Linked DNA regions of Mus musculus: all the other regions are linked to region 3. Evidence: chromatin loops called from intact Hi-C (ENCODE). Cell type or tissue: left cerebral cortex. All regions are shown on one strand.

The links. Hi-C counts contacts between places; a loop is a spot of excess contacts. Peaks named below come from ENCODE experiments on the same cell type or tissue, not always from the same donor. Only the 100,000 strongest peaks of a DNase experiment are listed, where the experiment ranks them.
Region 1: a loop joins it to region 3, with 3.0 times the contacts of the local background. A loop is called at or near these places in 12 of 42 quality-filtered maps.
Region 2: a loop joins it to region 3, with 4 times the contacts of the local background. A loop is called at or near these places in 6 of 42 quality-filtered maps.

The regions. Positions count from the first base shown.
Region 1 is chr6:92,476,416-92,478,915 of GRCm38, forward strand. The region is part of intron 2 of Prickle2 (prickle planar cell polarity protein 2); the gene reads right to left. Among named protein-coding and RNA genes, the nearest start is that of Gm38862, 73 kb to the left of the region's middle. In left cerebral cortex, CTCF peaks have their summits at 1,411 (motif pointing left) and 2,384 (motif pointing right); DNase peaks (open chromatin) are centred at 212, 1,426 and 2,380; H3K4me3 peaks cover 1,312 bases; H3K27ac peaks cover 124 bases.
Region 2 is chr6:92,520,417-92,522,916 of GRCm38, forward strand. The region is part of intron 2 of Prickle2 (prickle planar cell polarity protein 2); the gene reads right to left. Among named protein-coding and RNA genes, the nearest start is that of Gm38862, 120 kb to the left of the region's middle. In left cerebral cortex, no CTCF peak of the experiment used is centred here; a DNase peak (open chromatin) is centred at 1,449; H3K27ac peaks cover 1,070 bases.
Region 3 is chr6:92,664,399-92,666,898 of GRCm38, forward strand. All of the region lies in intron 2 of Prickle2 (prickle planar cell polarity protein 2), which reads right to left. Among named protein-coding and RNA genes, the nearest start is that of Prickle2, 41 kb to the right of the region's middle. In left cerebral cortex, a CTCF peak has its summit at 1,271 (motif pointing left); DNase peaks (open chromatin) are centred at 462, 824 and 1,280; H3K27ac peaks cover 1,567 bases.

The sequences.
Region 1 (2,500 bases), 190 kb before region 3:
GTGGGGCCAGGTCGATTCCTCCCCTGCACTTTAGCATGTCCTTTGGTGCTATTTGTGTTATCCTGGTAGCCATGTTGTTGAGGCTCTGTGAGTGTCAGCTCTCCTATTTGAAAGGAAGTGTTGAGCCAACTTGATTCTCACAGACTTCAGGACTAAACTTGTGCTGGAAGCTTACCCTGTCTTCTACCACACAAAGATAGACTCAGAGCATTCTTGCCAACAAAGTCCTTCAAAAGGCGGATGGTGCTTTAGTGCAAAATATGTGCTAGGCCAGTGAAAGGAGTCAAGATCTCAGAAGGCTTCCCTCTGGTTTCGATGCACAGATGAGAAGAGAATCTTCTTTCCTATCCCTCCCCACTTTTTCTTCCCACCCTTTTCCTTTGCAGTTGCCTTTGGTTTTATATCCCTTTGGCATTGGTGCTAGTGATGAAACTAGGGCCTCATGAGTTCTGGACAAGAATGCTACCCCTGAGCCATATCCCTGCTCTAGTAGTCTGGCTCCTTCTTTCCTCTGAAATAACAAAACAAGCAAATGCTTGATTTCCAGACTCTAATTAATCAAGCACTTAAATAATTCACCAAGAGAACAGAAAACTCAGCCTCCAAACCCAAGTGACCAAGATTCTAATAAAGATGGTTTACTTTGCTTGATTCAACATATAAGTGTGTACACACTCACACTCACTCTCACACATACACACAAGCATGCACACACACATGTAAGTGGGAGATTAGGGTGTTAAAACCAAAATATTGTGGGGTTTTGTTGTTGTTGCTTTCGTTTTATAAAACAGGGTTTCTCTGTCCTAGAACTCCATTTGTAGACCACACTGGCCTTGAACTCACAGATATCTGTCTGCCTCTACCTCCCCAGTGTTGGGATTAACAGTGTGTGCTATCACTGGCTTAAAAGTTGTATTTGAAAGTTGGGACAAGAACAAAGGATCAAGAGCTTGATCAATCAAAATCAAGCAAACAAAAAAACAGATTTTTGCCAGAGTTCTTATATAAGCCATTTCTTGGGCTATAGTTCATAGGCCCATCAGTTTATTGAGTAACAACATCACAGAGAGACTCAGGGAAGAAAGATATCAGTGGCCACCACACACAAAAGAAAGCCATTGTCTAAATGCCATTCAGAATCCTATCTGAGACAGAGCATTCGACTCTGCGTACTTGATGACAGCAGTAAACAGAGAGCACAGGCTTAGAGGATGTCAGAATGAAGAGTCTGGCCTCAAGACAGAAAAGTGAGTGGGTAAGAAAGAGCCTCTCTCACTCCTGGGGCACTTGGGTTTAGAAACCAGAGGTTGTCACTCTCTGTGTCACCTCTGCTAAGCTGTTTTCCCTCTTAGCAGTTCAGTATTTTAGATGAACAAGTCTTAAATCTACTGCCCCCTACTGTTCACTGTTTGAGATTGAATGAGAACTAATAAAGTCATGGTCACCAGGAGGAGATCAAGGCCAATATCCAGGACAGGGCAGAGGCTACAGTCACAGCATCTCAACATTTGGAGGGATTTATTTCCAGGGTTCCTATGACAAAAGCCAAATTTCACAGAGATGTCAAGCGATTCTCCCAAGATCACATACGCTTTCAGAAGGCAATGGAGGCAGGCTACTATCAAAGCATTATACATTATACTAATATTACGTCCCAGGACAAGTATACTTTTTTTCATGTTTATACTAAAGATCACATCAACCAGGAGGTACAAACTGTCAGTTCTGAGTTTCGGGAAAACGGATGATATAGCAGACATCTCTCTGGATCTGTTGATTCCTACCCTACTCCACCACCATGTTTTTGTGATGACAGGGACCAACCAAATACCTGCTAGGCAAGTGCTCTGTCACTGACCAAATCACTAGCTCTAATTTTTTTTTAAGTATCAATTTTTTTATTAGATTTTTTAAATTTGCATTTCAAACGTTATCCCCTTTCCTAGTTTCCCCTCCGAAAACCTCTTCCCCCTCCCCCTGTTCCCCAACCCACCCACTACCATTCCTGGTCCTGGCATTCTCCTATACTGGGCACTAGCTCTAATTTAATAATTGTCTTATAAAAGCTGACATTGGGGTTATATTTCTGGAAGGAAGAAAAGGAAGAAGAAAGGGAAGAAGAAAGAGACAGGCTCTGAGAGGGCAGGGAGAAACAGGCCAACTATGTGTGGCTGCATCAAAACACTGGGAAAGAGGTATCAGGGCAATGGATGAATGGAGACACACACACACACACACACACACACACACACACACACACACACTGGGGGGGGGGGGGGAAGGAGAGGCCTAAACAGGCAAGCAGACCTATTATTTTCTGTTTTCCCATAGCTCAGAGGCAGAAACCACCCAGATGGTGGCACCAGTTCCACCCTGGAACTTCTGAGGAGTCATTCTGCAGGTGAAACACAGATCAGAGGCCCAGCCTGGGCAGAGAAGAGACCAAGCATCAGTGCAGGAAAGAAAGAAGGTAGAAGACCTGCCTTTCACTGGCACA
Region 2 (2,500 bases), 140 kb before region 3:
CTGCATGTCCTCTTGTACTTCAGTACAGGATTCTTATCCAAGCACAGTAACAGCTGTAACAAACAACTGAATCCTCAGCCTCATTTAACACATGATGGTCCTATGTCCACGTTCCAGCAAAGCAACGGCATTGCCAGTAGAATGGAACTTGGGGAAATCTCCTTCCAAGACGTGAGCCAAGAGAGATTTATCTCCCTCCATTTTGCTTCTTGTTGCCTGGACTGCAGATGTGGTGGCAGTGGTTGGTCAGACTATGACTGTGGAGTGACTTTGAAGAAAGAGGCCATATGCTAAGTTGGCAGGGCAGGACAAAACAAATCTGGGTCTACAGGACAGTGAAGCAGTGAGACCAGACCTTTACAGCTGCTCTCAGGCAATATGTAAATAAAGCTAAGGTCTATGGGGGCAAAGCCAGCCCACCACCTGCTTTTGTGACTCTTGAGCTTCAAGAGAGTTTTATAGAGGAGCATTTGCCATCTAGGAAATCTAGATGCCCTTTATCCTTTCCTCCTCACCTTCCCAAAAGAATATCACTTACCTCTTAATATTTTTAATTTAATCAATCGAATTCTGTGGGAATTTGTTTGTTGTTTAAATAAGTACACCCTTGATTTTACCTCTCGATTTGAAAAAAAAAAAAAACTTTTAGTTTTTTCATGTGGATCTTAACAAAGCATCCACTGACCCATGGTGTAGAAAAGTCCCTATCACACTGCTGGTTATAAAGAAAACGCTCAGTAAGTGACAACTGCTATTATAATCGTACCTCCAGAAGGCAGAATAACTTCATCATTGATTCTCTTTTGTCAGCTATTACATTCCCACAGAAAAGCATAGCATAATTGTTTATTGATTTGAAGAGAAAACAAATTTCCCAGAGTCTCTTGCTTACCTGTCCTAACCATTTCTCTCCCCTTCCCCCCTCCTCACTTCTTGGTTATTAGGCAAGAAAAACTGACACAAGAGCCTACCAGAGACATTTAAACTACATTTTTCCCAATGCCCCCTTCCTCACTCATCTATCACAGAGGCATTTTAAAGGCCACCTAATAAGAAAGTGACAAGTCAGTAAGGAGCGTGGGGCACTGAGCCTAATATTATTTACATTTCTTTGGAGTGTTTTGGTAACTGAGCCCAACATGTAGCATTTTTTCCAACTAACACAACAATTGCCAAAGTGACACAAATGAATGGAATCCTAGGCCAACTCACTCACATTTGTTATTACCCAGTTGGCACATCATCTTCATGTTTCATTTATGATTCTATGACCAAAATCAGCTTGAGGATCCAGGAAGTATCTTGATCCGACCATACTAGCCGAGGAAACATAGGTTTTAGTTTGCTGGGCAAAAGAAGAATCATATGGCTGAGCTCGCCTGGCAACTCCTAAGCCTTTTGGAAAGTGGCACCAGGTTTCTGGCTCATGTCCATAGCATTCTGACAGCCTGTGCCAGCTCCTCCCACTAACTGCTGCCTCTGCCCCAACCTTCAGCTATCGTCTGCACGACAGTCTGGGTTGCTCCAAATCCAGTCTTTGGAATTTGAAATGGGAAGGTAGGAGCTGTTCGTGATGGCCATCCTCTTTCTCCTCAAAAGAGTCAGAGGAAGAAGGGGTTGGCAAATGAGCAGTGTCAAATGGGAATCCGGGACACAGAGCAGATTCACACATCCTATCCCCGTTCTACTACAAGGTAATAGAGGGTGCATTTTGAAAAGAGTGGTTGTTTAAAACATTTCAGCACATCAAGAACATGCAGAGGATGGCAATAATAGCTTGGGAGGGCGGTGGACAGGAAATCCATAGAAAGAGAACAGTCCCTTTCAATCACCTGGGTGTCTACACTCCCCAATTCATTATGTTGAAATCTTAACCTGAGGTGACAGTACTAGGAGGTAGAAGCTTTTAGATGGTAAACTAGGTCCTCAGGATAGAGCTCTCTAGATTGAATGGGTACCCTATATGAAGGGATCCCCAGTGCCAAGCGCAGGGGTTCACATCTGTAACCTCAGCATTCCAGAGGCTGAAGCTGTAGGATCTGTTGAGTTCAAGGACAGATTGGGCTACACAGTCAACTCCAGGCAAGCATGTACTACAAAGAGAGACCCTGACTCACAAAGGAGAGGAGGAAGGAGGGGACAGAGAAGGGAAGAGAGGGGAGAGGGATTGAGGGAGGGAAGGAAAGAAAGAAAGAGTAAATGCTCTCTCAAAAAGCTAGCTCGCTCTTCTGTCCATCATATGAGACACAGGTAGACAGAAGCTATCATGACAGCAGCCAGTGAATTTGCTAGATGCCCCCAGTTTCCAGAACTGTGAAGGTTCTGTTTTGTATAAACTGTTCAGCTAAGATACTTTTGTTTTTAAAGTTCTCCATGTGATGCAGTAGCTGGAACAATTGATTATGGGGAAAGTTAATGGTTAAAAGAGCAAAGGGTTGCGTTTTGACATTATACGTTCTCTTGAAAGCTAAGTTGCTAAAATGTCCGTGATAGAATGCCC
Region 3 (2,500 bases):
GAACAAATCTGTTGGCTGACTGATGCCTCAGAGAATAAGACTCCCGTTTGGTAAAAATGCCCACCAAGGTTGGCATACCTGGCGGTTGCCAGGTAACTGTGGGGTGGAGTTTAGACAGAATGCTAACAAAGGCTGCTGTGTAAGCGTGAAGACAAGAGTTTGATCCCCCAAGCCCATGAAATAAAATACAAAAGCTGAGCATGTAACATGTACTTGTGACTCCAGAGACAAAGACAGGCAGATCCTTGGGGCTCACTGCCAGGCAGCCTGGCCTTATTGGTAAGCCCCAGGTTCCCAAGAGACACACTCCAAAAAAACCAAGGTGGACCACTCCTGAGTTTGTGTTTTGTATTCTGGGAATGAGCAGAAGCGCATGGGAGCTGGCCAGGCTTGCAGAACCAGGACCGTAGCTCCTATTGCAACATTCCTAGGGAGCAGAAGCAGGTTACTGCTAAAATTGGATCAGGCTCAGCACAGTCCTGATGGATAAGCTGACCCAGCTTCAACCTTCTGAGGAGGCATAGGCTCAGCTGGGGGTGGGGGGCGGGACACTAGAAAAGAGTAACAAAGCTCTTTGTCAACAACAGCACCTCCACCCCCCAGACATACCCATTTTCCTAGGAAATCTGTCCTCCAAGCTTCTGTCTCCAATGGAGAGGAAATAGGGGTTTCAAGAGCAATTTACCTGATACTCCCTGTTTTAAAACACATGACCAACTTAAAGCCCAGAGAACCACATAGCAAACCTGTCAGTTTCAGGGTTTCCATCTCCCCATGTGTGAACTGGCAATAGTAAGCAAATCCACTTAATGGGGGATCTGGGCTTATTTAAAGAGTGCATGAAACGGCCTTGGGAGAATGCCTGGCAGGAGAGAGTGAAACACACGTTTGGGATTCATACCCTCCTTCCAGGCTTGCCTCCTCAAGAGGGGACCGAGAAAATCTGACAGACCATGCGACAGTGTCCTTCCTATTCTGCATATGGAACAAAGCAAATAGGGGTTGCTTCTCTAAAATTAACCCCTTTCTATCTTTGAGCTAGAGAAACTAGACCTAACAGTTGTAGCAGGGGACAAGAAGGGAAGGAGGGCGCGGGGGACTCTTCACTTCAAGAACAAATGGCCTTCTTTAAACAAAAGGTGGGCTGAGGGGGGCAGCAAGGGATTTGCCTCTCTTATGAAGCCAGGCTAATTACTTTTCTGTAGGTTTTTCAATTAAATAAGCTCAGGGCCAAGGACACCTCGCCATATGTAGGAGACTGCCCTCTGCTGTGGGTTTTCATTACTGCAGGAAGTTTGGGTGTTTGGATTTTTCAGGTCCAGGAATTAATTCTAGGACTGTTGCCAGGAGAGGATGCTGGCCTATTCAACTCTGCCCTCTGCCCTCCAAAGAGAAAAAAGAACCCCCCAGTGTTTGCAATCAAAGGAAGAAATGTTTGGGGAGCATCCCAGACCAGAGGATGTTGTTAAGAACAAAACTACTCACACCCCTAATGACTCAGCCTTAAGGCCAGGGAAAGGCTCTCATGAACAAAGGCAGGGCAACTGTGGAACCATCCCTAAGGCTCATGCACACAGCAAGCTGTTACTCAATACCAGGTGGTGACCTGGAGGAATCGGCAAAAGGAAGCTCAAGTGATCAGAGTAGACTCACGATACACATCCCCTGTCCCTGGAGGGAAGTCTGGGGAAGGCCTGACAGGCAGGGAGAAAATTCATGACTCTGGCTTGTTGTGTATGGAAGATGGGGCACACACAGCACAGCATTGTGTGGCGATCAGAGGACAGGTCTGTAGAGTAAGTTCTTGCCTGTGCCTACATGGATTCCAGTGGCCCAACTCAGGTTTCCAAGCTTGTATAGCAAGCACCTTTCCTGCTCAGCCATCTTCCCTTGCCACGCTGTTTATTTCTTCTAACTGATTTTCTGTAATATTGTCATTTTCACTGGCGATTATTACAGATGTTCTACGGATATTCCCACATTTGTGAATAGCACGGATAGCCTACAGTTGCACTGAAACTTGGAGCTGCCAACATATCAGTTCCAACTTCTGCTGGGAGGAGCCTAAGCTGGTGAAATAAACCTTACCTCTACAGCTTAATAACTTTCTTTTACTTGGGGATGAGGGTTTCAGGACAGGGTTTCTCTGTGTAGTCCTGTCTATCCTGGGACTCTCTCTTTCTCTGTAGACCAGGCTGGCTTTGAACTCAAGAGATCTGCCTGCCTCTGCCTCCCATGTGTGGCACCATGCCTGGCTAACAAATTAATAATTTTAAAACTTGTGCAAGGCACAACTTTATGAGCCTGTTTTCTCATCTATAAAATGGGATTCCCACTTACCTTAGGGGGTTGTAGAGACTGGAACTCATATCGATATCAGTTAGCTCTGGAAGATAGTCATATTAGCCTGTGCTGACCTGTGGCTTGGAGTCCAGTCTAAAAGGATTTTACATGAAGGTAGGAAGCTGAATATTCTACGAGCTTTGCTTGAGGAATGGGG